Regions from separate parts of the Homo sapiens genome. Here region 1 is linked to region 2. Evidence: chromatin loops called from intact Hi-C (ENCODE). Cell type or tissue: Caco-2. All regions are shown on one strand. Links, peaks and the distances in the headings refer to the core of each region. The heading gives the core; the rest is flanking DNA.

Evidence for each region. Hi-C counts contacts between places; a loop is a spot of excess contacts. Peaks named below come from ENCODE experiments on the same cell type or tissue, not always from the same donor. Only the 100,000 strongest peaks of a DNase experiment are listed, where the experiment ranks them.
Region 1: it touches region 2 in a loop (5-fold over the local background); 34 of 110 quality-filtered maps call a loop at or near these places.

The regions. Positions count from the first base shown.
Region 1 is chr11:83,079,198-83,091,933 of GRCh38, reverse strand. The region is part of intron 2 of LINC02951 (long intergenic non-protein coding RNA 2951); the gene reads left to right. Among named protein-coding and RNA genes, the nearest start is that of LINC02951, 12 kb to the left of the region's middle. In Caco-2, for the core only: CTCF peaks have their summits at 2,731 and 4,709 (motif pointing left); no DNase peak of the experiment used is centred there.
Region 2 is chr11:83,186,580-83,199,315 of GRCh38, reverse strand. ANKRD42 (ankyrin repeat domain 42) reads right to left here and starts at 5,604. Exons shown (of 11, transcript NM_001300975.2): 1 at 4,588-5,604; 2 at 674-837. The coding sequence starts at 4,645. ANKRD42-DT (ANKRD42 divergent transcript) reads left to right here and starts at 5,647. Exons shown (of 3, transcript NR_149009.1): 1 at 5,647-5,849; 2 at 8,148-8,261. It overlaps PCF11-AS1 (PCF11 antisense RNA 1), which reads left to right and starts at 11,832. Exons shown (of 1, transcript NR_133914.1): 1 at 11,832-12,736. It also overlaps a transcript of PCF11 not described here. RefSeq lists enhancers at 4,628-4,987, 5,508-5,617, 5,678-5,897 and a silencer at 5,195-5,373. In Caco-2, for the core only: no CTCF peak of the experiment used is centred there; DNase peaks (open chromatin) are centred at 4,785, 4,845 and 5,605; H3K4me3 peaks cover 3,495 bases.

The DNA.
Region 1 (12,736 bases), core at 1,543-9,542, 110 kb after region 2:
GAACCCAGGAGGCGGAGCTTGCAGTAAGCGGAGCTTGCGCCACTGCACTCCAGCCTGGGCGACAGAGCTAGACTCCGTCTAAAAAAAAAAAAGATTCTATAGCAAGGTAAGGACCAGGTGGATACTTAGACAACTTTGTAATTTACACAGCACTTAGTTTTCCTTTCACCAATGTGACCTTCACAACTTTATGGGGTAGTTCTCATATCATATTTGGAATTTTTAAAGAATACTTGTTTTACATGTCATTCTCCTCCACTAAAAGACAAGAAAATTTTTTTCCTCATCTTCTTCTATCCAGATAAAATTTCACATACAAGGGCAATGGTCTAGCAGAGTTTAAAGTGAGTTTTTTTTCTTTTTCTTCTTCTTGAGACAGAGTCTCACTCTATTGCCCAGGCTGGAGTGCAGTGGTGTGATCTTGATCCACTGCAACCTTGGCTCACTGCAACCTCTGCCTCCCAGGTTCAAGTGATTCTCATGCTTCAGCCTCCCGAGCAGCTGGAATTACAGGTGTGTGCCACCATGCCAGGCTAATTTTTGTATTTTTAGTAGAGACGGGGTTTGTCGTGTTGGCCAGGCTGGTCTCCAACTCCTGACCTCAGGTGATCCACCTGCCTCGGCCTCCCAAAGTGCTGGGATTACAGGCCTGAGCAACCACGCTTGGCCTCAAAGTGAGTTCTGAATGGGGAGAGGTACAAAAAGAAATAGGAATCATTCCACCTAGAAAGCCAGACATATGCTACCCATGAGATAATTTATCTGTAAAATCGCATAATTTGTACTTCAAAAGACTAAAAAAGATAAAGTATATAATGCTGCTGATCTTTTGGTTGTAGTACATATTAATGAACCTAAAAGCAAATTGGATGGAATTTCCACTCATAAAAAGGAAGACTGAACATGACCATTTGTTAATGGTCAAGAGGCATGGTGTGATTTTCTCAAGTCTATAAAGGACCAATAAAGCATGGCAGAACCATATAGCACTATAAATTAATGGAACTATGCTTTTAGTCTACCTGGATACCCAGAGATGTTTCCAGGGCTGAGTTCTTGGGTCATGTGAATGGATTACAGAGGGGCTGCAAACAGTTTAAAATCATGGGTTTTACACAAATATAGATGTGGGAATGGTTAGAGTGAGGGGAGGGACTTGGCTGTTTCCTTTTGTGTGTGGCAGGGGAGGGAGGTAACATCCTGGATGTAGCCATAGCTTTTATAAAATTTTTATAAGTCCATGGATCCAAAACATTAAGAAACACTACTATATGCATGATAAAAATCCCTACTTATTCAATAAACATTCACCAAACACTTACTACATAGAGACATTATGCTGTCTTTGTCCTCATAATGGAGGATAACATGCAAAACAAAAATTCTGAATAATTCCAGTGATTTATGGCATGAAGTCATTTTTTTCTTCTTGCTATCAATACAAGCAGACTCCCTTTGTGATGTCTTTCTACCTGCTTATCTCAATGATCTAAAGAAGATCCATGTTATAAAGTGTCTAACACATAGTAGATCCTCAAATGTTAGTTCCTTGCCTTTCACTTATCAATTTAAAGCCACATTTATCTTCTCCCCTTCTTCCTCTCTCTAGTGTTTCTTTTAATTTTTATTGAAATGAGATCCTGCTGTAGGAATATGTTATCCAGAGTCAGAGCAGGAGGCATGGTGTGATTTTACCATATCTATGCACCTATAAAGTACAGCAGCAGTACAAAAGCCCTTAAATAACGTAGGTTAAATATCAAACGTTTTGACATATAAAAGGTACTGAATGAATAGTGGCTAATAAAAATAAACAACAAAAAAATCAAATCAGAAGAACAGCAGCTGCAGACTCAAAGGAAGTATGAATAGAAAAAACACTGGTAAGTTTTCACAGGTTTCATAGTCATGAAATATGAAAACTACAAGGAAGTTTAGAGTATATAAGTCATTCTATACATGAGAAGACTGAGGGTCATACAGCTCTATCCACTTGAAGCCAATTCAGATCAGGCTTAACTTTGCTATGCAGCTTCTGACATCAAACTACATGAAATCTGAAGAGATCATAATGCTTGCTAGAATTCGGTTATTAATATCCCAAATGTGTCTCTCTAGTTAAAACTAGAGGACAAAACCTTAGGGGAAAAAAACTAACACATACACACAAGGGTTTTGCTTCTAGCTGGAGAACTCTGAAATGGACCTTGGTATATACTCAGTCCAACCTTACTATTTTACAGATTATGAAATTGAGGCCCAGAAAGGCGTAGTGACTTTTTTTTTTTTTCTTTAGATGCAGTTTTTGCATTTGTCGCCCAGGCTGGAGTGCAATGGCACCATCTCAGCTCACTGCGACCTCTGCCTCTTGGTTTCGAGCAATTCTCCTGCCTCAGCCTCCCGAGTAGCCGGGATTACAGGCACCCACCACCATGCCTGGCTACTTTTTTTTTATTTTTAGTAGAGACGGGGTTTCACCTCAGGTGATCCACCTGCCTCAGCCTTCCAAAGTGTTGGGATTACAGCCATGAGCCACTGCGCCCAGCTGGGGAAGCGACTTTTGAAGAGTAAATTACTTATTCTGTATAAGTTCAGTACAGAATCCCAGGTCTGTAGCTCCCAATTAAGATAGATCATTTTTTACATGAAGGTCACCCCTCTACAGGACTCATCTCTTTGGTGCCCTCTATCTTTGAGAATCTAGGTCTCTTATATTACTCAGAACACACTACCCATATCTATCCTTCCATGCGCATTGTTCCATCTCAGGCCCTAATCTCCTCCTTAAGCCTTCAATCCCATCCTCTATCTAATCAAACACACACACCCTTTACCTTTTCTGAGTCCTAATTCTTTTTCTTTCATTTTTTGAGACAAGATCTCGCTATGTGCTCAGTCTAGTCTTGAACTCCTGAGCTCAGGCCTCAGCCTCCTGGGTAGCTGGGACTACTGGCTTATGCCACAATGCCAGGTGGAGTCCTAATTCTCTTCAACAGTTTAAACTACAAGCTAAGGTACTAATGATCAATAATGGTATAATTTAGCATTTCCTTGCTTATATTTCTACAAGGCTATTTGAAATGGCACTGTCTTAACCCAAAAAGGCATACTTTTTGAATAAGGAATAACTATATGAAACATTTAAAGTGTTTTTTTGTTTTTGTTTTTAGACAGAGTGTCACTCTGTAGCCCACTCACAGGGTGGAGTGCAGTGGTGTGATCTCAGCTGATTGCAATCGCCACCTCCCGGGTTCAAGCAATTCTCCTGCCTCAGCCTCCCTAGTAGCTGGGACTACTGGTGCACTCCAGGCGCACTGGCCCAAACGTTACTTTTTGAAAAATAACCATTTTTAATCACAAAAATTATAAATGAGACAGCTCAAGAGGATTTTTTTTGAGGTGATAGAATTGTTTAGTATCTCAATTATGGCGGTGGTTATATGATTCTTTGCATTTGTCAAAACTCATAGAATTGTATACCAAAATATGTAAATTTAAAAATTAACAATACTTTTTTAAAGAGGAAGAAAGTAATTGCATAGTCTACTGATGCCCCTTAGTTTTCCTGCCCAGAGGCAATCACAATGCAATACTGGTCTTCTAAAGAATCAGCTGGGTGTGGTGGCTCACACCTGTAATCCCAGCGCTTTGGGAAGCCAAGCCAGGAAGACTGCTGGAGCTCAGGAGTTTGAGACCAGCCTGGACAACATGGCAAAACCCTGTCTCTACAAAAACTTAGCCAGGCATGGTGGTACCCATCTGTAGTCCCAACTACTCAGGAGGCTGAGGTGGGAGGATCACTTCAGCCTGGGAGGCAGGGGCTGCAGTGAGCCAAGATTGCACCACTGCACTCCAGCCTGGGTGACAGAGCCAGGCCCTGTCTCAAAAAGAAAAGAATTCTTTTTAACAGGAGAAAAAGCACAGAAAATTATTTTTTTATTGATACATACATAATAGATGTATATAATTTAGGGTACATGCGACAATTTTATACATTTATGTAATTTGTAAAGATCAAATCAGTGTACTAAGAATGACATTGTAATGCTAGAAATGTAGTCACTGAGGCAGACTTATTGGACAGATGTTTTTGGAAATGACGACTTTTTAGTCCTTGTAAGCTGATAAATCCACTATTCTATTCAAGGTAAGGTTGGCACTTATTGGGGCAAATGAAAATGAGAAAATTAGGGAGTAAGGTCTGGAGAAGATAAGTGAGAATTAACACTGACACTAAAATTTTAACATTCAGGGACTAGAGCCAAAACAATAAATACATTTAAAAACAAAGATTGCATAAGAACAAAAATGTGATTGTTTTCAAAGGTTACAGATTTTATTCCAAGGCTGTGCTGAAAAAACATCCTGCTTGGTAGCCTACCTGGAATCAAATATTCTCTCCCCTTCCTACTAATATTACTCATATGTCTAATTCAGTTTCTATACAGTTCTTAGTGTTTTTTCAGTTATATGTCATTCATGCCAACATATCCATTTTACCCATTTAATTGATACTGAATGATTACTAAATGTAAAATTAATAGTTCTGGTATTTTATTGCCATTACAATATTTATATTATTCTACTGTAGCTTTTTTGGCTTGCAGATCTATTTTCCACCTCTCCCCGCCAAAACTGTCAGACTCATATTGGCATATCTGTGTTTATTTATCTTGGAATCCCTAGAACCTACCTTGTATATTATCTGACACCTAGTGGATACCGAATGAATATTTACTGAAGAAACAAGAGCCCTGTTTTAAGCAGAAGGAAATGTGAATACAAATATGGTTGAGCTCCTGCTTTTAAAAGAACTTACAACTTGCTGGTCATGTACAGTCAATATAATTAGTAGGCCACATGCATAGGTGGGTAAATAGAGGACAGAGGGTAGAGAAAGACTGAATGTAGTCCGATTACATGAAACAACTTATCTTAACATTCTATTACAAACATTAGTGCTAGGGTATGTAACAGGAGACCCTTTACTGTCCTTTCATAGACCTGTGCTGATGATAGAAAACCTTACTGGGTGACAGGAAAATAGATTGGATAGATATAGCATATCTAAAAATGTTCTAATTGTATTTTATTTTTAAAGAAACTGAGGATGAAACAGCCATTGACAAGACTGCATATTCTTGGAATCTGTTATCATAAAGAATAAGGTCCTAAAGGAAAACAATTTATTTCACTAAAAAACAAGTCTGACTGGGCGCGGTGGCCAGCACTTTGGGCCGAGGTGGGCGGATCACTTGAGGCCAGGAGTTCAAGACCAGCCTGGCCAACATGGGGAAACCCTGTCTGCACCAAAAATACAAAATTAGCTGGGTGTGGTGGCGCAGTGCGTAGTCCTGGCTACTCCAGAGGCTGAGGCAGGAGAATGACTTGAACCTGGGAGGCAGAGGTTGCAGTGAGCCGAGATCGCACCACTGTACTCCAGCCTGAGCAACAGAGCAAACTCCATCTCAAACAAACAAACAAACAAACAGAAGAAAATCCCCTAGTCTTTCTGGAGATATTTCATAGGCTTCTTTCAGAAGATAAACTTAAGTGTTAACAGTAATGGCTTTATGGTCATAGCATTTACTACACGATGACATAAAGCTCAACCATCAATACATAATGTTTTATTCTCCAATACTATGGTCCTCTCCTGATCCTTTCACACACTAGTTCTGATGTACTGAGAATTGAGGACTCCAATTCAGTTTCCTGTTGAGGCGAGGTAGGATTTCATCAAGAAATGTTTTATTTCCTTGATTGTCTGAAACAGTGCACTTTGCTAGTGCAAAATCTGTCACAAAAGAATTGGATAAGTGGGAGGGGGGTGTAAATTGTTAAAGGACTAAGCAATCCATCAGAGTTTTATAATTTAACAACTTACTTATCCATTAAGCAATTATTTCATGCCTACTGCTTATGTGCCAAGCAGAAGAAAACAGCATATTACCTACTGGTAACAATAACAAGTGGCTGCCAAGGCAGCTTAGTGGTTTATGAGCCAGTCATTTTGCAGCATTGTGCTAAAAGGGAGGGAGAGTTAGAAGGTAAAATCAAGTCGCTTCTTACATGTTATCATCAGCTTTTGGGGAGTATCGTGAATTTTATTTTTTATTTTTAGTTGAGAGACAAGGTCTTGCTCTGTAGCCCAAGTTGGAGTGCAGTGGCATGATCATGGCTCACTGCAGCCTCAACCTCTTGGGCTCAAGCGATCCTCTCACCTTAGCCTCCCCAGTAGCTAGGACTACCAGCACGTGCCACCACAACCAGCTAATTTTTAAATTTATTGTCGAGATAAGGTCTCCCTATGTTGTCCAAGCTGGTCACAAGCTCCTGGGCTTAAGCAATCCTCCTGCCTTGGCTTCTCAAAGTGCTAGGATTACAGGCATGAAAATGTTCATTCATTTGTTCTGTTGTGTACCAAGTGTAGTGGATATAGTCAAGCTTGGATATTAAAACCTATATATTCAGGTATTAATAAAGGAGCTAGATCCTCCCCCAACCTCATCCCTGATGAAACAAATGAAAATTTAGTAATTTTGAAAAAGTATCTTAGTCTTCACCATGAGAAAAATGAGATCTTCCTTAAATTCACCTTATAGTGTAAATATTTTGATTTTAAATTATATAGGTTAAGGCATCAAATTTTTCACTGCTTAGGTGTCTACAGATTTCAGTCAGGCTTTGGATACAACAGTGAAGAAGACAAGCTCCTATTAAAAAATTTTAACCAGGGTTCTTAATTAGGAGTTTATAGATTAATTAAAGGGGTCCATTACATCTCTCTTTTATTTTGAGACAGGGTCGGGCTCTGTTGCCCAGGCTGGAGTGCAGTGGCGTGATCTCAGCTCACAGCAATCTTTGCCTCCCTGGTTCAAGTGATTCTTCTGCCTCAGCCTTGTGAGTAGCTGGGACTACAGCAGGCCACCATGCCAGGCTAATTTTTTTTTTTATTTTTAGTAGAGACAGGGCTTCATCATGTTGGCCAGGCTGGTCTCGAACTCGTGGGCTCAAATGATCTGCCCACTTTGGCCTCCCAAAGTGCTAGGATTACAGGCATGAGCCACCATGCCTGGCATCTACTTTCAATAACTTCTAATAAAATGTAAACATAGCCAGTCAATCACAGTAGTTAGCAGTAAATGTGACTGTCACAATTAAACTGATTATTTCCATATCACATTACAATTGTTGCAGATAAGTTGAAATATTTATGCTCACCACGCTACTGTGTTGAAATTATAGTAAGGCCACTGCTAGATCTTATTCATTAATAAACCACATATATTTCTATATCAAATTTTTTTGGTAACTATTTCAATATTCTTGGATCCTTTTGTAATTCAATGTACTGTACTTTATATGTTTAAAGGCTTTTTTAAAAAAAAGCGGTCCATAGACTTCACTAGATTGACAAAGAGGTCCATGACACTAAAAGTTAAGAGTAAAATGGTTTAGACGGCCATAGCCATCTGTACCTCTAGGGGCCTTATACTTCATATTTACTCAACACATACTTCCAGAATGAAATAATTTAAAGTTGGTTGAAATTGTGCCCCCCAAATATTAATACTTTGGTTGTCTACAATAGAGTACTGTAGAGTTGCTTCTTATTCAAAAGCTTCCTTTTTTTTTTTTTTGAGACAGTCTTGCTCTGTCACCAGGCTGGAGTACAGTGGCGCGATCTTGGCTCACTGTACTGCAACCTCCGCCTCCTGGGTTCAAGTGATTCCCCTGCCTCAGCCTCCCGAGTAGCTGGGACTACAAGCGCATGCCAGCATGCCTGGCTAAGTTTTTGTATTTTAGTAGAGATGGAGTTTCAGCATGTTGGCCAGGATGGTCTCGATCTCCTGATCTCGTGATCCGCCTGCCTCGGCCTCCCAAAGTGCTGGGATTACAGGTGTGAGCCACCACACCTGGCCATTCAAAAACTTTTCTAAAAAAATCAAATACTTTAGATCAAGTTTTTTCCACCTTGCGGCCCAGGACAGCTTTGAATGCAGCCCAACACAAATTCATAAACTTTGCTAAAACATTGCTTTTGTGATTCTTTTTAAAAACTCATCAGCTATCATTAGTGTTAGTGTATTTTATGTGTGGCCCAAGATAATTCTTCCAATGTGGCCCAAGGAAGCCAGAAGATTGGCTGCCCCTGATTTACATGAAACATAGAATGGATCATAGTTTATCTCCCCAAAAGAACTTTATTATACGTCTTTCTAGATAAGCAATACTTGCTCATGTGGCTGGACTATATTCTTTACTTAATATCATTTTAAAATATATTTTTTGAGACAGGGTCTAACTCTGACACCAAGGCTGGAATGCAGTGGTGTGATCTTGGCGTACTCCAACCTCCACCTCCTAGGCTCAAGCGATCCTCCCACTTCAGACTTCCCAGTAGCCAGGACCACAGGCACACACCACGATGCCTCTACTTTTTTTTTTTTTTTTTTTTTTGGTAGAGACAGGGTTTCGCCATGTTGCCCAGGCTGATCTCGAACTCCTGAGCTCAAGCAATCCACTCACCTCAGCCTCCCAGTGTTGGGATTACAGGCGTGAGGTGCCACACCTGGCTCCCCAAAATATATATTTTTAAGAGACAGGCTCTTACAATGTTGCCCAGGCTGGTCTCGAACTCCTGGGCTCAGGCAACCCTCCCAAAGTGTTGGCATTATAGGCGTGAGCCACCACACCTGGCCTCTTTGTTGAGTAACTATGTACATGCAAACATTAAAAATTTTGGCAGGCCGGGCGCGGTGGCTCACGAGGTCAGGAGATCAATACTATCCCGTCTAACACAGTGAAAACCCGTCTCCAGTAAAAATACAAAAAATTAGCCGGGCGTGGTGGCAGGCGCCTGTAGTCCCAGCTACTCCGGAGGCTGAGGCAGGAGAATGGCGAGAGCCCGGGAGGCGGAGCATGCAGCATGCACCCCGTCTCTACTAAAAAAAAAAATACAAAAAATTAGCAGGGTGTGGTGGCACATGCCTGTAATCCCAGCTACTCAGGAGGCTGAGGCAGGAGAACGGCGTGAACCCGGGAGGCGGAGCTTGCAGTGAGCCGAGATCGAGCCACTGCACTCCAGCCTGGGGGACACAGCGAGACTCTGTCTCAAAAAAACAAAACATTGAAAAAAAAATTTTTGTTATCTCTGTCTTGGAATTGCAGCAAGAATAAGGGGTACTGGAGCACAATTTAAATAACAGTGATTTAGGAACTATTTACCTTGGTGCTTTCAAATAAAATTAGGAATTGGATTAGGTGGAAAAATAAACTAGTAGCTTATTAAAAATGCAGATTTTAAAAATCATACATTGTGATGGTTAATACTAAGTGTCAACTTGATTGAAGGATGCAAAATACTGATCCTGGGTTTGTCTGTAAGGGTGTTGCCAAATGAGATTAACATTTGAGTTAGTGGGCTGGGGAAGGCCCACCCACTCTCAATCTGGTGGGCACAGTCTAATCAGCTACCAGCATAGGTAGAATATAAGCACGCAGAAAAACGTGAAGAGGAGAGACTGGCCTAGCCTCCCAGCTTCCATCCTTCTCCCACGCTGGATGCTTCCTGCCCTCAGACACTGGACCCCCAAGTTCTTCAGTTTTCAGACTCAGACTCTGGCTCTCTCTTTTCCTCAAGCTTGCAGCCAGCCTACTGTGGGACCTTGTGATCGTGTAAGTTCTCAATAAACTTAATAAATATATGTGTGTATATATATGTATCTCCTATTAGTTCTGTCCCTCCAGGGAACCCTAATACATACATTGTATAGAAAAAAATGCAGATTCCTAGAACTAACCCTCAGATTTTTAAGCAGTATATTCTGGTTGGGAAACCAGAATCTGCATTTAGCATATATCCCAGGAGATTCTGATGTTGGAAGTTTGCAGACCATGCTATGGAACTAATATTACAGAAAACCTTGTATTTGGTGCTCTGTTAAATGTTACCTCCTTTTAAAGATATGGAAGGCTTCAAAACCTAAATTTGCCAAAGTAGACATAGTTGCTAACTATCAGAGCAAGAATTCAGAACCCACAACTGACTCTAAAGCAATTCTTAGCTATGCCTTTGGACTTCTTACAGTTCTAACACTCTTTAACTGGGCCACAGTGCTTGTACTTACTTCAGGTATTTGCAGATCAAATCTTGAAAATGGTTAGATTGGCTGGGTGCGGTGGCTCACGCCTGTAATCCCAGCACTTTGGGGGGCCGAGGCGGGCAGACCACAAGGTCAGGAGTTCGAGACCAGCCTGGCCAACACAGTGAAACCCCGTCTCTGCTACTCGGGAGGGTGGGGTGGGGGAACTGCCTGAATCCAGGAGGCGGAGGTTGCAGTGAGCTGAGACCGAGCCATTGCACTCCAGCCTGGGTGACAGAGTGAGACTGTTTCTAAATAAATAAATAAATAGAAAATGGTTATATTACTCAGATAATACTTACTTTATCTCAATTTTTAAACTGTCAGTGATAGAAGTAGACAGTTGAAGTTTATATACACATATGCAATATTTGGTATATATAGTATCATTTACTAAGACAGGTATTTTGGTAAAGTTAAAACTGAGGGGATATTGCTTTATAACACCTAAGGTACAGAAAATCATACTTCTCATGATAAAGAGTGGCTTTTTTATAGATGTATTTTCAGTGAATCCTAGTTAAAAAAAATTTTTTTAGCCTCAAATAAAGTGATCTCACATGATAGTACTTAATATATCCATTTAATTCTTATAGCAACCTAGCGAGGAAGATTTTATCCCTACTTCACAGACAAAACTGAGGCAGAGTTAAATAACTTGCTTATAGTCAACAGTGATTGGCCGAAGTGTCATTTTAATCCTAGCTGACTGGCTCTGAAGTCTACATTCTAAGTTGCTACACCATATTACCTTTTGGGTACTTATTAAGCATTTTTCATATATTTCCTTAATTTTTATTTAATCTCAGAATGATGAACATGCTTAAAATCATGTAATGTGTTTAGATTCAAACGCAAGATTTTTGTTGCTAAACCCGAACTCTTAATGACTAACAACTTCCCATGATCATGGAGTAACGACCTTAGGTGGCTTTATTAATCATAATGCATAGTATAAATACCGTGTGATAGGCTGTATTTCTATTTTGACTTTAACTAGTACACAAATATTTTAATAGAATGTCCCTACCAGGGTTCTAAGATGAATGAATTACTTTCCAGTTATCTGTAAATTGTTAAATGCATTTTAAGTGAACTCTGTCTACCACAGTACCAAGCTATTCTCTAAAAATTTAGTGTTATCTCAAACAAGGGACTATACATAGCTTTTGTGTTTCTACTTAGGTTTAGGCACGTTAAATGGACCTCTGTGAAGTTGCATCTCTTACCTGACTGAGCAGATATTAAGTTAAAATAAACATTAGGTTACAGGTGTGTCAAATAGCTCTCTAAATCTGGGTATAATATGGGCCCATGACAATAAACAATTACCATTAAACATTATTTTCATACCTCTCCCTCCCTCCAGCGATAGAAGATTGCTGGACCCAAAGTTTTAAATTCAGCAGGAACAAGCAGGCACTGGCTTGGACACAAAATTAGGTTTTAGCCTAAATTTTTGAGATTTGGGGAGTCACACTGGATGTATGGGACTCTGCACTTAAGTTCAAAATGTGTTAACTTGTGGCAGAGTAACAGAACTAGCAGGTCACATTTTGTTTTTTCTTTGAAATGCCTCGGGTTATTTCTTCTGGTGCACATCTTGAGAGCAAATTAAATCACATTTGGACATACCAGGTTACAGTGCCAGGCTCTAGTAATAAACAACTACTTTTGACTTTTATTATACTGAATCCCTACCTGTCTTGGTTACTCCCTTCTTTTTACTGAAACAGGGCCTTACTCTTACCCAGGCTGGAACACAATGGCACCACTGCAACCTACGACTCCTGGGCTCAAGTGATCCTCCTGCCTCAGCCTCCTGAGTAGCTAAGACTACAGGCACATGCCGCCATGCTCAGCTTTTTCTTTTTTTTTTTCCCTGAGATGGAGCCTCGTCCTGTTGCCCAGGATGGGGTACAGTGGCACGATCTCAGCTCACTGCCTCTGCCTCCTGGGTTTTAAGTGACTCTCCTGCCTCAGCCTCCTGAGTAGCTGGGATTACAAGCACCTGCCACCAAGCCCAGCTAATTTTTGCATTTTTAGTAGAGATGGGTTTTCACCATGTTGGCCAGGTTGGTCTTGAACTTCTGACCTCAAGTGATTCACCTGCCTCGGCCTCCCAAAGTGCTGGGGTTATTGGTGTGAGACACCATGCTTGTTCAACTGCTCCCTTTTTACTGACTTCTTTCCATTTATTCTGCCAGTTAAATTTCTCAAGACATAAAGCAGCTTATTTACTGAATTTGATTTATGTTACTGGGTAATGGAATGAGAAGGACTTCAGGTAATGGACATTAGTTCGTAACTCTCAAAATTCGGTTACTTTTTATGGAGGGCTTTGTTGCCTTAAGGTGTCAGTTTCTTTCCTTGTGCATTTTTCTGTATTGATACAATTAAACCATCTTCATGTAAGTAATCTAATCAACTCAATTATCTCAGATTTCTCTTCCTCCAGGTAATGTGTATGGATAAACATAGCTGGGCAACAACACAGACAAATCCTGTTCACATTTAACATTCTGGTTCAACTGAGCATCAGTTTTCTCTAACAGTGGTGGTGAGGATCCTAGTTAGGTTTGGCAAGG
Region 2 (12,736 bases), core at 1,915-9,914:
AAAACATAGATAGGAATAATAAACACCAAAATCAGGGTAATAGTTATCTCTGGAGTTGGAAGCAGAGGAATGGCACCTGAGAGGGGTACTTAGGGACTTCAAATGTACCTGCAACATTCCATTCCTTTTCTAAAAATCTGACACTACTAAAGCAAAAATGTTAGAATACATATTCATTTTATTATCCACTCCAAGTAATCCTCTATGCTCACCTTTGGAACCCAGTCACCATATTGTGAGGAAGTAGAAACTAGCTCACATGTAGAAACCTCACAAATAGGCCCACAGGGATGAAGTTTAAGGTGCCTAATCCATAACCAGCATCAACCACCAGAGACATCTTGAGTGAATAAGCCTTCAGAAGAATCTAGCCCCAGCTTTTTAATATTCCAGCTGAAGCCCCAGATATCATGGAGCAGAGACAAGCTGTCTCCGGGATCCAAATTCTTGGGTTTGTTCATGAGTATAAATAAATCATTAGTTTATTATGCTAAATTTTAGGATAATTTGTTATAAAGCCCTAGCAAAGTGGAATACCCAAATATTAAACTGACTATGACTGAAAAGAAAATATATGCAGTACCTACCATAAGGTCTCAGCCCTGTTTGCTAAATTTACAAAACTGTTATAGCTAAAACTTACCTCAGTTTAGTGATATGTATAGTTTCTTACCTCCAAACTTCCAGAATGTGCTGCCCAATGTAAAGGGGTAAACTTATGGAGAACATCAAGTTCATTAATGCTGGCTCCACGTACCACTATTTCTGAAAGCTGCTTTACATCTCCAGCTCGTACTGCATCATGTATGCTGCCAAAATGCACCTTCTTCCTGGAACCTATTGAAAAATCAAATTACTTACAATGTACTACAAAACTATGAAAGAAAAAAAAAGACTAAAACAGTGATATAACAGAAAGCACAAAATTACTTTGGCTTTCCAAATAATTTACTACAAAGATGTTTGTCATTAATATCTTAAACAGACTTCTGGTTCCAACACTGACATGTAAAAAGCATGGAAGTTGACACTCCCATCCTTATAGGGAAAAATGAATGAACAGAAAATGAACAACTTTTCTTGGACCCATCAGAGAACTGAGGTCTCAGGGCAAACTGCCACCCCAAATCTGGAGAGACAAATACAGAAAAATACAGTCCTGGAGCCATAAAGTGGTAGAAGCACTTACATGGTAATGTTGATGACTTGCCAGAGGTTGAGTACATACTAGCCAAAGAATGAGAAACTTCTAAGGGCCACACTCTTACCTAGGGAGCCACTACACTTTCATAGATTTTACCTTCAGAAACCTCACCAGGTTACCATTGTGAAAAGCCAGGAACTCATGTTTTTGGCAGTGAGAAGGGGAAAGTAACCATTTTGAAATATGCCCCATGTGTTGTTCTCCATAACAAAGGCCTCCCTAGTGAAAAAGACTTCACCAGAGCCTCATCTCATACATGCAAATATATTTTATCAACATCTTTCTTATATTTCTAATTTATGTCTTACACTAAGAAAGGAATGGCAGGCCACGATTTTTAATTCACATACTCTTAGTGCTTCATATTTTATAATTTAATTAATAAGCATTGTGAACCAGAGGCAATAAAGGTATCTAAGCACGAACAGATAACTATTAGAGAAGAATGAAGGAGTAAGCAGTTCAACTTCAGCATTCTCTAAATAAAACAGGCATGATTCCTGACCTGAAGTTGTTTTGAAAACAGCTCACCAACACATCTGGCAAATGATCTGTGCAACCTTGTACTACTATTTATCTATGTACATGTCCTCTCTCCACAATCAGAATGTTAATTTCTTAAGGGCAAAAATAATATTTTACACTGGAATTATATCTTACTTTTATTACATCTTTTTATATACTCTAATTATATCTTTGCTCTTAGCAAACTGCTATAACTGTACTCAAAAAGCCTTTCTGAACATCTACCATGAGTCAGGCACTATGATAACATGATAGAAAATGGACATGGATTTAATACATTTTTTTTCCGCCAACACATTAAAATCTATTTGGATAAATACATAATGAAAACAAAAACCTGACAGCAATGTCCTCAGAGAGTACAGGTAAAATTAAGGAGAAACAAAACAAGTCACAGAGGAGGAGGAAACATTCAAGCAAGACCTTGAAGAACAATTAAGATATATGGCAAATGGGAACGAGAGCATCTGTAAGGTGTGCACATGTACACATACACACACACACACCTTTAATAAACGTTCAGTGATGTTAATCCCTAGGCCGGACCTTCATTCTTCTTTAAACTAGCACAGCCAGACCTACAAATGATGTTCTATCCACTCTACTTATTTTACACAGAGACACTCCTCTAATCCATCTTACACAGACCAACTATCCTAATCACTTCATGCCCCTACTCTAAACTGCCACTGGTTGGTCACTGCTACTCTACAAAACAAAACCCAAACTCTCAGTATGACCTCTATGGCCTCCCATAATTTGGCTCCATCTAATTTTATGGTCTTTTTTCTCACTACATTCCATCCCGATTTATTCACTCATCCACTCATCCATCTACTCAACGTAAGTCTGGTGTCTACCATAAGGATAAAAAGATGAAGACACCCTCAAGGAACTCACAGATTAGTAGAGAAGATACAAACACAAAATACAAAATAATGTGGTAAAAGCAACGATGGAAATATTCATAGGAACCTGTGGAAGCACAGATGACTTCAAACTCAGCCAGGGTAGGAGGGAAGGGGAACACAGAAGGATTCCTGGGGAAAGTTACATCTAAGATAGAATCTTCAAGGATTAACAGGAGTTTGCCAAGGCAAGTAGGAGCAGTGAGTAGGCCTAAACAGCATGAACAGTAGGACATGGTCAAGAAACCACACACACACACACACACACACACACACACACTCTCACACACTCACACACAAATCCTACTACTAAAGTATTAAGGGGATAAATAGGCTAGAACTAGACAAGAAACAGACAATGGTGAAACTTATTTTTAAAAACTTGGACTTGAGCAGACAGTGGAGAATCACTGAGGAATTTTAAACAGAAGAATTATAATGATTGAGAGCTGTAAGGCTGAGTTTACAAGGCTAAATTCAGGGAAGAGAATTTACTGAATGGGGAGCAAAAAGGCAAGACTAAAGAGTAGGTTGATTGGCCGGGCGCGGTGGCTCACGCCTGTAATCCCAGGACTTTGGGAGGCCGAGGTGGGCAGATCATGAGGTCAGGAGGAGACCATCATGGCTAACACAGTGAAACTCCGTTTCTACTAAAAATACAAAAAATTAGCCGGGTGTGGTGGTGGGCCCCTGTTGCCCTAGCTACTCGGGAGGCTGACGCAGAAGAATGGTGTGAACCTGGAAGGCGGAGATTGCAGTGAGCTGAGGACCGCGCCACTGCACTCCAGCATGGGGGACAGAGCAAGACTCCGTCTCCAAAAAAAAAAAAAAAAGAGAGAGAGAGAGAGTAGGTAGATCATGTAAGAATACAGTTTACAATAGTCTAGACCAGAAAAAATGAGACTCTGAACACTGGGAAAAGAAAAGGAGAAAGATTCAACAAATATTAATAAAATTAGAATGAACTAAACTGGAATGGATACAGTGGGTGAAACAAGGGAAAAGTAATAAGATAACTCCAAGGTGTGTGGCTTTATCATCTGAGTGCTGTGGTGCCATTAGTTGAGACAGCAAACACTGAAGGACAGAGAGGATATATAGATATAAAATTACATTTTGGACATGCTGCTCTTGAGGTACCCAAGGAAAATTTCCAGAAGGGAGATATCTATATATATGTTTGCAGCTCCGAGGAGAGATACGGAATTCAGGTCTCAGTGTTACGTGTGTCTCTGTATTAGAATGCTTTTTCTGACACCCATACTCACCCCCTACTGGAATCAGTGGCATTCTACCGTCCTTTATAACACTGATCTCACTTGTCATTATTTGCTCAGCATTTATCTTCCTCACTAGAAGGTAAAGAATGTGCCTGTCTTCTTAAGTTCCTTAAGACGGAGCACAAAGTAGGCATATGCAGTAAATATTTACTGGATGGTTGAATGAGTAACCGATTTGAGGGCCACCAGTAGGACTGAAGTCACAGTAAATGACAAGAAAAAGAGAACCAATGATGGCATCATCAAGGGGTAAAAGCTGCATTTAAGAAGATGGCAGAAGAAAAGAAAACGGTAAGGGAAAGGGTCACTCAATGGAGTGAAAGAAGAAAACTAAGTAAGTACTAATTTGTCACCTCCACAGGGTCAAATGCTGCAGGGAAGTCAAGGAAGAACTTAAAAGGGTCCGTCCATTAAGACTGAACAAGAGTTGATGTCAAGCTGGGCAAGAAGACTCGGAGGAATAGTGTGGATGGAAAAAAGGAAAGAAAGCGGAAATAATACAGAACAGGGGAGAGCTGAACAGCTTTGGTATCCCCTGAAAATAAATTAAAAAGGGAAAGGGGGGAGTGACGGCTGAGAAAAGGAAATGCCAGAAAGGGCTAAGGCTGTTGCGGGCTTAAGTGAGAAAAGGAATACGACAGAGATGAAGGCCAATGACAGTCTGACTCACAGGGGTTTGCAGTCTCCCTAGAGGAAGTGGAGGGGCCTGAATTGGCCACCCCGGGCATGGCGCAACACCTCCGACTCTGGGGAGGAGTTGAGTCCAGGCCCCTGATGCTGCGGCGGTCTTCACTTGCTCTCACCCACGAGCCACTGCAGCGGCAGCGGCCCTCTTCTCCGTCGTCACTAGGACGGGGCCCAAGGTCCTCTCTTGCTCTCTCCCAGAAGCTGCAGCGGAAACCTTCGTCTTCACTTTCTCTCTCCCAAAAGCCACTGAAGCGGTAGCTGGCGTCTTCACTGCCGCTCACACCAGAGGAGTCGCTGGCTGCGTAGCCGCGGTCTCCACTTACTTCCTCCCAAGAACTACCAACGCTGTGGCCGCCTTCGACACTCCCTCCCTCCCAGGAGCCACTGAAGCGGCGACTGCGATCGTCACTGACTCTATCCCCGAAGTCACTAGTTCGCGGGTCCCGAATGTCACTGACTCCCTCCCAAGGACCACTGAGGCGGAGGCCTCGGTCTTCTCTGGCTGTTCCCCTGGAGTCGGTAGTTTGGTGGCCTCCAACTTCACTAAAATTCACGTCGCTGCTGCAGAAGGTGCTGTCTCCCCTAACTCTCTCCCAAGAGCAGCTGTGACTGTGGCCACTATCTCCCCTAACTCTCTCCCTAGAGACGCTGCGGCAGTGGCCGAGGTTTTCACTGACCCTTCTCAAGTCACTGCGGGAGAAGCCGGCGTCTGCACTTAGGCTTCCTGCAGCGACCCTGGAGCGGCGGTCGCTCTCTTCACATTTTCTTTCCCCGTCGTCGCTAACTCTTTCCCTAGACTCGGCGCCGGAATGGCCGTGTAGACCGTTTATCCTCCACACGTGGTGGCTAGTGCGGCGGCCACCGTCTTCGTCTGCTACTCCCTGCGAATCGCCGTAGCGGCGGCCGCCTTCCGCTGGTACTTTCTCGGAGTCTCTTTCCAGCCTCCCGACTCCAGCCACTTGGCTGGAGAGGCAGCAGGGCCGTCGCCTTGGAAACGAGTACACTTCCGACGTGCTGAGGTCATTTCCCGTTCCTCACGGCCCACGCTACTTCCGGTTTCCTTTCCCTCAGCTATTCCATGGCTTTTCGTGTGGACAAATCGGGAGGTGGTGTAAACTGGTTTTTGGTGAAATTCGGCTCGGCCTCATGCGAACCTATCTAGGTCCGTCTCTGGAGTGGCCTGTCATCGATCGCGCCCTCCATCGCTGAGCGACACAAGTGGAACCCCCCAGGACTGCATTCTGCGTAGGTGACCTGTGTGGCGCGGGCCGGGCGGGGCCTTTTTGTCCTTGGGCAAACGTGGTATACTTTCTCAGTGGTGGTTGGAAGGAAATTTGTTGCCCTGTCATTTCGCAAGTATGGAAAAAGACCTAAAGGAGAATTTAGCAGCTGCAGCCGCTGTTTTTATTGCGTACTTTACTAGCGCCAACTCTTTAATAATCGCTTGTTAGTTGTTACCCCTGTTTTATGGGTCAAGAGACTCAATATATCAGTACTTTGGTAAGGCCAGGCAGCAGGTAAGTTGTAAAACCAGTAAAAAAACACAGGTCATTAGTCAAAAGAGTGCTTCAGGTCTCCTGACTCCAAATCCGAGAATCCTTTCACTGTAGCATGTTTACTGCTCAAATATTTCTACAACCCTATTGCTTAACAACAGGAATGAATTATTTCACCATTTGTTGCAAACGTATGGGTCACGTTTTGTGCCAGCAGCAGAAAATACAGAAATTAGTAAGAATTACCTGCCCTCCAGGGGCATCACCAACCTGGATTCCCCTCTCGGCCCAGTTTTTCCACCCTTATTGCCTTCTCCCTTCAGGAATAATGAACTCGTCCTGGAAGCGTACCTTACTTTTTAATATCTCTGCCTTGTCATGTGCTGTTCGTCTTACCAGGAAACTACCCTGCTTTTCCCCCAGTTTTGGTCTGTGAACACATTTGGGAAATTCTTCTGATCCTACCGCTACTCTCTTGAGGTACAGTAAATTGTCTTTGACTTCCATCACCTTTTGTAATATTACAATTGCCATCTACTGAGTTCCTATGATCTGCCTGGCATTGTACTAAGTGCTTTATATTTTCTTGTTCATTTTTTTATGCCAACATAAATGAGTTTGACTCAATTCTTATTATAACCTGCCAAAATAAGTATTCCTCTTCCTTTTTACAGAGAGAGAAACAAGGGAAAAAAAAGTTAATTGCCTGAGGATATACTGCTAGTGTTGCGGGACAAATAGAGACGGGAGAGGCCAAACAGAATTCAGGACAACCCTTTATTATTAAGGTGATCACTGGCTCAGTCGGACTGGGGTCCAGAAAGTCTGAGCCCGGAACAAAGGGATCAATCACCTTTTAAGCAATTTGTGGCGGGAGTTTGGTGCTACAGGAAGCCTACTTGCAGAAGCAAGAACAAAGGCAGTTAATTATTCTTTTACATTTGTTACACCACATGTCTTACATCCTTGGGAATGCATGCTTTTGTAGCAATTGCTTATCAACCTTGTGACTTTACAGCGCGCTAGGGAGGGAAGCAGGAACTCGTGGTGCCTCAAGGAACGTGAAACGGTGGAACACAGATAAGCCTCTCCGTGCGTAGAGGAGAAATAAGCGGTTAATATTCTCTCTTAACCCAGGCCTCCGGAGGGTGGGGGGCTATATTTCATTCTACCTCTAAGGAAAAGAATAAACTTCTTGACTAATATACTTATAAAATTCATTAATTCCCCCTTCACTAGTAAATAATAAATACCTGACTTAGGATTCCAAAATAGGTCTTGAATTTTTCTGCAGGAGCTCCTCAAAGTCTCTGAATTCCCACAACCTTTTATTAGATCACTTATCCCATTGTATTATAATTATCTGTTTAACAATTTTTCCTCACCCCTAAAGGACCCTGAGCTTCTGGAAGGTAGGGACTGTATCTTAAAATCTTGGCATTTCTGATGTCTAGAATATTTCATTTAAGAGAAGGGCTTAGTAACTGTTGTGTGGGTGGGTTGATGAGTTAACTGTCAGGCAGGTGAACTAATAGGCTGAAGATAAAGTTTTTCACTGTTGGAAGTGAATTTGGGATTAGTCATCCTAATCCCCTCACTTTTAGAGATGGGGCAACTGAGTCATGCGCGGTGGCTCACGCCTGTAATTCTAGCACTTTGGGAGGCCAAGGTGAGCGGATCACCTGAAGTCAGGGATTTGAGACCAGCCTGGCCAACATGGCGAAACCCCATCTCTACTAAAAATACAAAAATTAGCCAGGCATGGTAGCAGGAGCCTGTAATCCCAGCTGTTCGGGAGGCTGAGGCAGGAGAATCACTTGAACCTGGGAGGCGGAGGTTGCAGTGAGTTGAGATCGCGCAATTGCGCTCCAGCCTGGGCGACAAGAGCAAAACTCCACCTCAAAGAAAAAACAAAACAAGACATGGGGCAGCTGAGGCCTTTTGTATACCAGGCATTTATCGAGTTATTCATGTGGGCCAGTTTCTGTGATAAATGATTTGCAAATAATACCCAACTTAATCTGTATTGTTATTTTTATTTTTACAGATGAAGAAACAGCTCAGATTTGACCAAGATCACACAAGTAGGAGTTGAGGAATTGGAACCCACTATGACTGACTCCAAATTAATATAGTGTTTATAGCCACTTACATAATAATGGTAAAGGTTTTATTTTTTTCACTATACAATATGTAGTAGATAAATTTACTGAGGAAATGAGACAGCACGTGACAAATCCTTAAAGGATACACACATGACAGGAAGGATTAGAAGAGGAAACAGAAACAGGTAACAGAGAAGCAGAAAAAGTAAAATCTCCCAAAATAAAAATAGAAGGAATTAAAAATAAAAGCAGACTCCGGGTGCAGTGGCTCATGCCCAGCACTTTGGGAGGCCGAGGCAGGTGAATCACTTGAGGTCAGGAGTTTGAGACCAGCCTCGCCAACATGATGAAACCCTGTTTCTACTAGAAATAAAAAAATTAGCCAGGTGTAGTGGCGTGCACCTGTAATTCTGGTTACTTGGGAAGCTAAGGCAGAAGAATCACTTGAACCCGAGAGGCAGAGGTTGCAGTGAGCCAAGATCATGCCATTGCACTCCAGCCTGGGTGACAGAGCAAGATTATAAAGTCTTCTCAATAAAATCGTCTCAAAAATAATAAAAATAAAAGCAGAAGTTAATGAAATAGCAAATAAAATTGATGATAGTAATTAGCTGGTGTTTGAAAAGAACAATAAATAGAAACTCAACAAATCTGAGGAAGAAAAGGAAAAAAAATGGTATTGGAAACAAAGGAGCCCATGGACGGAGGATGGCTTGAGCCCAGGAGGTTGAGGTTGCAGTGAGCCATGATTGCACCACTGCACTCCAGCCTGGTCAACAGAGCTAGACACTGTCTCAGAAAAAAAAAAAGAAACAGGCCGGGCATGGTGGCTCACGCCTGTAATCCCAGCACTTTGGGAGACCAAGGCAGGCGGATCATGAGGTCAAGAGATCGAGACCATCCCAGCCAGCATGGTGAAACCCCATCTCTACTAAAAATACAAAAATTAGCTGGGCGTGGTGGCAGGCGCCTGTAGTCCCAGCTACGTGGGAGGCTGGGGCAGGAGAATTGCTTGAACCCCCAGGAGGTGGAGGTTGCAGTAAGCCGAGATCGCGCCACTGCACTCCAGCTTGGCGACAGAGTGAGAGTCCGTCTCAGGGAAAAAAAAAAAAAAAGGGCAAAGGGACATCTTACAAAGGAGACTGTGAAAATCAGAAAGAAATTATTTTGTATAACATTATACACGTTGAGCACCCCTTATCCAAAATCTGAGATTTTCAGTCCTTATCCAAAATCTGAAATCCTTATCCAAAATCTGAGTGGCTGAGATCACGCCACTGCACTCCAGCCTGGGCAACACAGCGAGACTCTGTCTCAAAAACAATAAAGTGAGTGTGGTCCAGAAGAGATTAAGAAGCTAAGAAAAGCACACTGGTTTTAGCAAGAAGTCATTGATAATAAGAGTAATTTTAATAAAAAAGCTAAGATGCAATATCCAGACTGCATGGGATTTCAAGGTAAGTGCCTGACTATGGAAGAAATTTTTTTTTCTTTTTTTTTTGAGACAGAGTCTCGCTGTGTCACCCAGGCTGGAGTGCAGTGGCGCAATCTTGGCTTACTGCAAGCTGCCTCCTGGGTTCACTCCATTCTCCTGCCTCAGCCTCTCCGAGTAGCTGGGACTACGGGCGCCCACCACCACGTCCAGCTAATTTTTTTATTTTTAGTAGAGACGGGGTTTCACCGTGGTCTCGATCTCCTGACCTTGTGATCCGCCCGCCTCGTCTTCCCAAAGTGCTGGGATTACAAGCGTGAGCCACCGCGCCCAGCCTGGAAGAAGTTTCTTAAGTGAAACAGGGTTCAGAATACATCCTGGAGTGGTCATCTCAGTATTCTAGAGAACTGGAACCTTTTGTGAGTAGGAAGGAAGGTATGATTCCAGTTAGTAAATATGACTAGTCCTCCACTTCTACCTCAGTTTTTCTAAAGTGGGGTGATAAAGCAGGATATCATAAATCAGCTTTTTATATCTTGTTTCAGAGAAGGGAGCAGGGCCAACCCCAGGCAAAAACAAAAAACGAAGTGGATATTGGTGACAGTCTGTACTCCTTTCTGCCTATGTGCCATTTTCTGTTATTTCCCAGTCATTCTTGTTCTTCTTTTGGTGCTCACTCCCAAATCTTCACAGGGGTACTCCTTGGGTACCTTTTGGCTCTTATTTAGCTACTCTTCCCCACCTGCTCAACACAATGCCCATTATCTCTGGGAGCTGACCCCATTTAGGATTAGGAAAAAACTTCCCAATTCTACAAGAGTGCAGGTCTTTCTTGATAATAGTCTTTATTTTCCATTTCTACCTCCATTTAGGCAGCTACATTTTTCCACCTGCAGCATGGTTAGATGCCTCCTCAGATTTTCCTGAATATTTTGTGTAAACCTCCATTAGGTTGCTTACTTGGTACTAAATTGTAAGGTCAGTCATATAAAAAATATGTATATACTAAGCTGTTATATGAGAATGTTTTAATTTTTTATATGTAATTCCTTATTTTTCTTCCCAAAGCTTTTTATTTTTAGCTGAATTGCAATGAGATTGCTTTCTATTTTCCAAAGCATCAAAGTTGGACATTTTCAGTGGGAAAATTACACTAAAACCAGGAGGATATAAACTTAATGAAATCTTTAGATTTTAGGAAACACATACTTTTCCTTTTACTTGTTCTCTCAAACTTCAATTCAATTTAAAAGAAAATGTTCCATCATCTCTGAGGCTTCATTTAATTTTCCTTACTGCACTTTACAGTGTTAGATTACTACTTCTAGCTAACAGTGTTATGTATTGACTCTTTTTCTATCTTTGGGGATGCTGTTGATGTTGATTTCTGAATTATTTACCAGATCTGGCTGTTCATTAGAAAAAACTATGGAGCTTGAATACTAGAAGTGCCCCTGAATGCGAATCAACTAAATGAGACTCTCCAGAGATTAGGAATCTCTTAATATTCACTAATTCTAAGCCAGGTGTAGTGGTGTGCACCTGTAATCTAGTTACTTGGGAGGCTGAGGTGGGAGACTGGCTTGATCCCAGGAGTTCGAGGCCAGCCTGGACAACCTGGTAAGGCCCCATCTCTAAATTTAGTATTAAAATTTGTTTTAAATTCACTATAATTCTAATGCACAGCCAAATATGGGGCAGATCTGGATCACTGCCTTACATCTGGCCTTCTACCTCAAAGAGAAAATAAGAATTGAACTCAAACCCAACTGTAAATACTAGTGGCCATCTTGGAGAACACTGGCCCACCTCCATTCCAAAGCTAAATCCTTCCTGTGCTTTTATTTTTTTTGGCAGACAGTGTCCCTCTGGTTTTTCATATATTTGGTAGCGACGGAGTTTCACCATGTTGCCCAGGCTGGTCTTGAACTCCTACACTCAAGCAATCTACCCACTTCATCCTCCCAAAGTGCTGGAATTACAGGCATGAGCCACTGTGCCCCGCCCCTCCTGTGCTATTGTTGATACTATCTTGTTACAACCTTGAGACTGGTATACCGGTCATCTCCATCTTCAACCCATTTCTCCACTGAGCTCCTCTTAACATGCTAATGCCTCTCCTATTTGTCTAACTACAATTCAATCTCTGGAGTTAAACTTCATTTAAAAAAATAGCTTTTAATATTTTGTTACCTCTCATCCACACTACCCATTGCACCAGGTGTTGGCACCCATACTCAGCTGTTCTTAGGTCAACAGTTAGAGTATTTCTGAGTCTTACATATTTTCTTGACTTCATTTTGTTGACTACCTCGTCCATTGAAATTTTCTTCCTGCGCACACCTGTAATCCCAGCACTCTGGGAGGCCAAGACGGGCAGATCACTTAAGGTCAGGAGTTCGAGACCAGCCTGGCCAACGTGGTGAAACCCCGCCTCTACTCAAAATATAAAAATTAGCCAGGCGTGGTGGCGGGCACCTGTAATCCCAGCTACTTGGGAGGCTGAGACAGGAGAATCACTTGAACCCAGGAGGCAGAGGTTGCAGTGAGCCGAGATTGTGCCACTGCACTGAGCCGAGATTGTGCTACTGCACTGATCCAGCCTGAGCAACATAGCAAGACTGTCTCAAAAAAAGAAAAAAAAAAATTTTCCCATTGCTGGTTTTCCCATTTTCTTTTTGACCTTCCCACCTACCAGTCTTTGTTCCCCCATCCTTGACCCTCTTCTCCATGTGGATACCGTTGATACACTTTTAGGTTTGAATATCACCTTCCTTTTAGAATGTTCCATACCTTTAAGCATTTGATAAAAGCTATGGTGGTTTCCCCAGAAAAATGTTCAACAGGAAGTTTTGCCTACATTTTTGGATTCACAGACCTCAGTTCCTATGGCAGTGTTCATATACGTAAGTTCAGCTGTTACGTGTTTACAACTCAAATCCAATGGCTACCAGTTTTCCCACTGGACCTCTCTGGATTTAGCAATCTCTAAAATTGTATTCACTTGATTCTTAAAAAAATAAAAAAGCTTAAATGCAGATAGGATGTCACCCTGTTTAAAATTTCTAGTGGCTGCTCTGGTCATCAGTTTAATAAAAA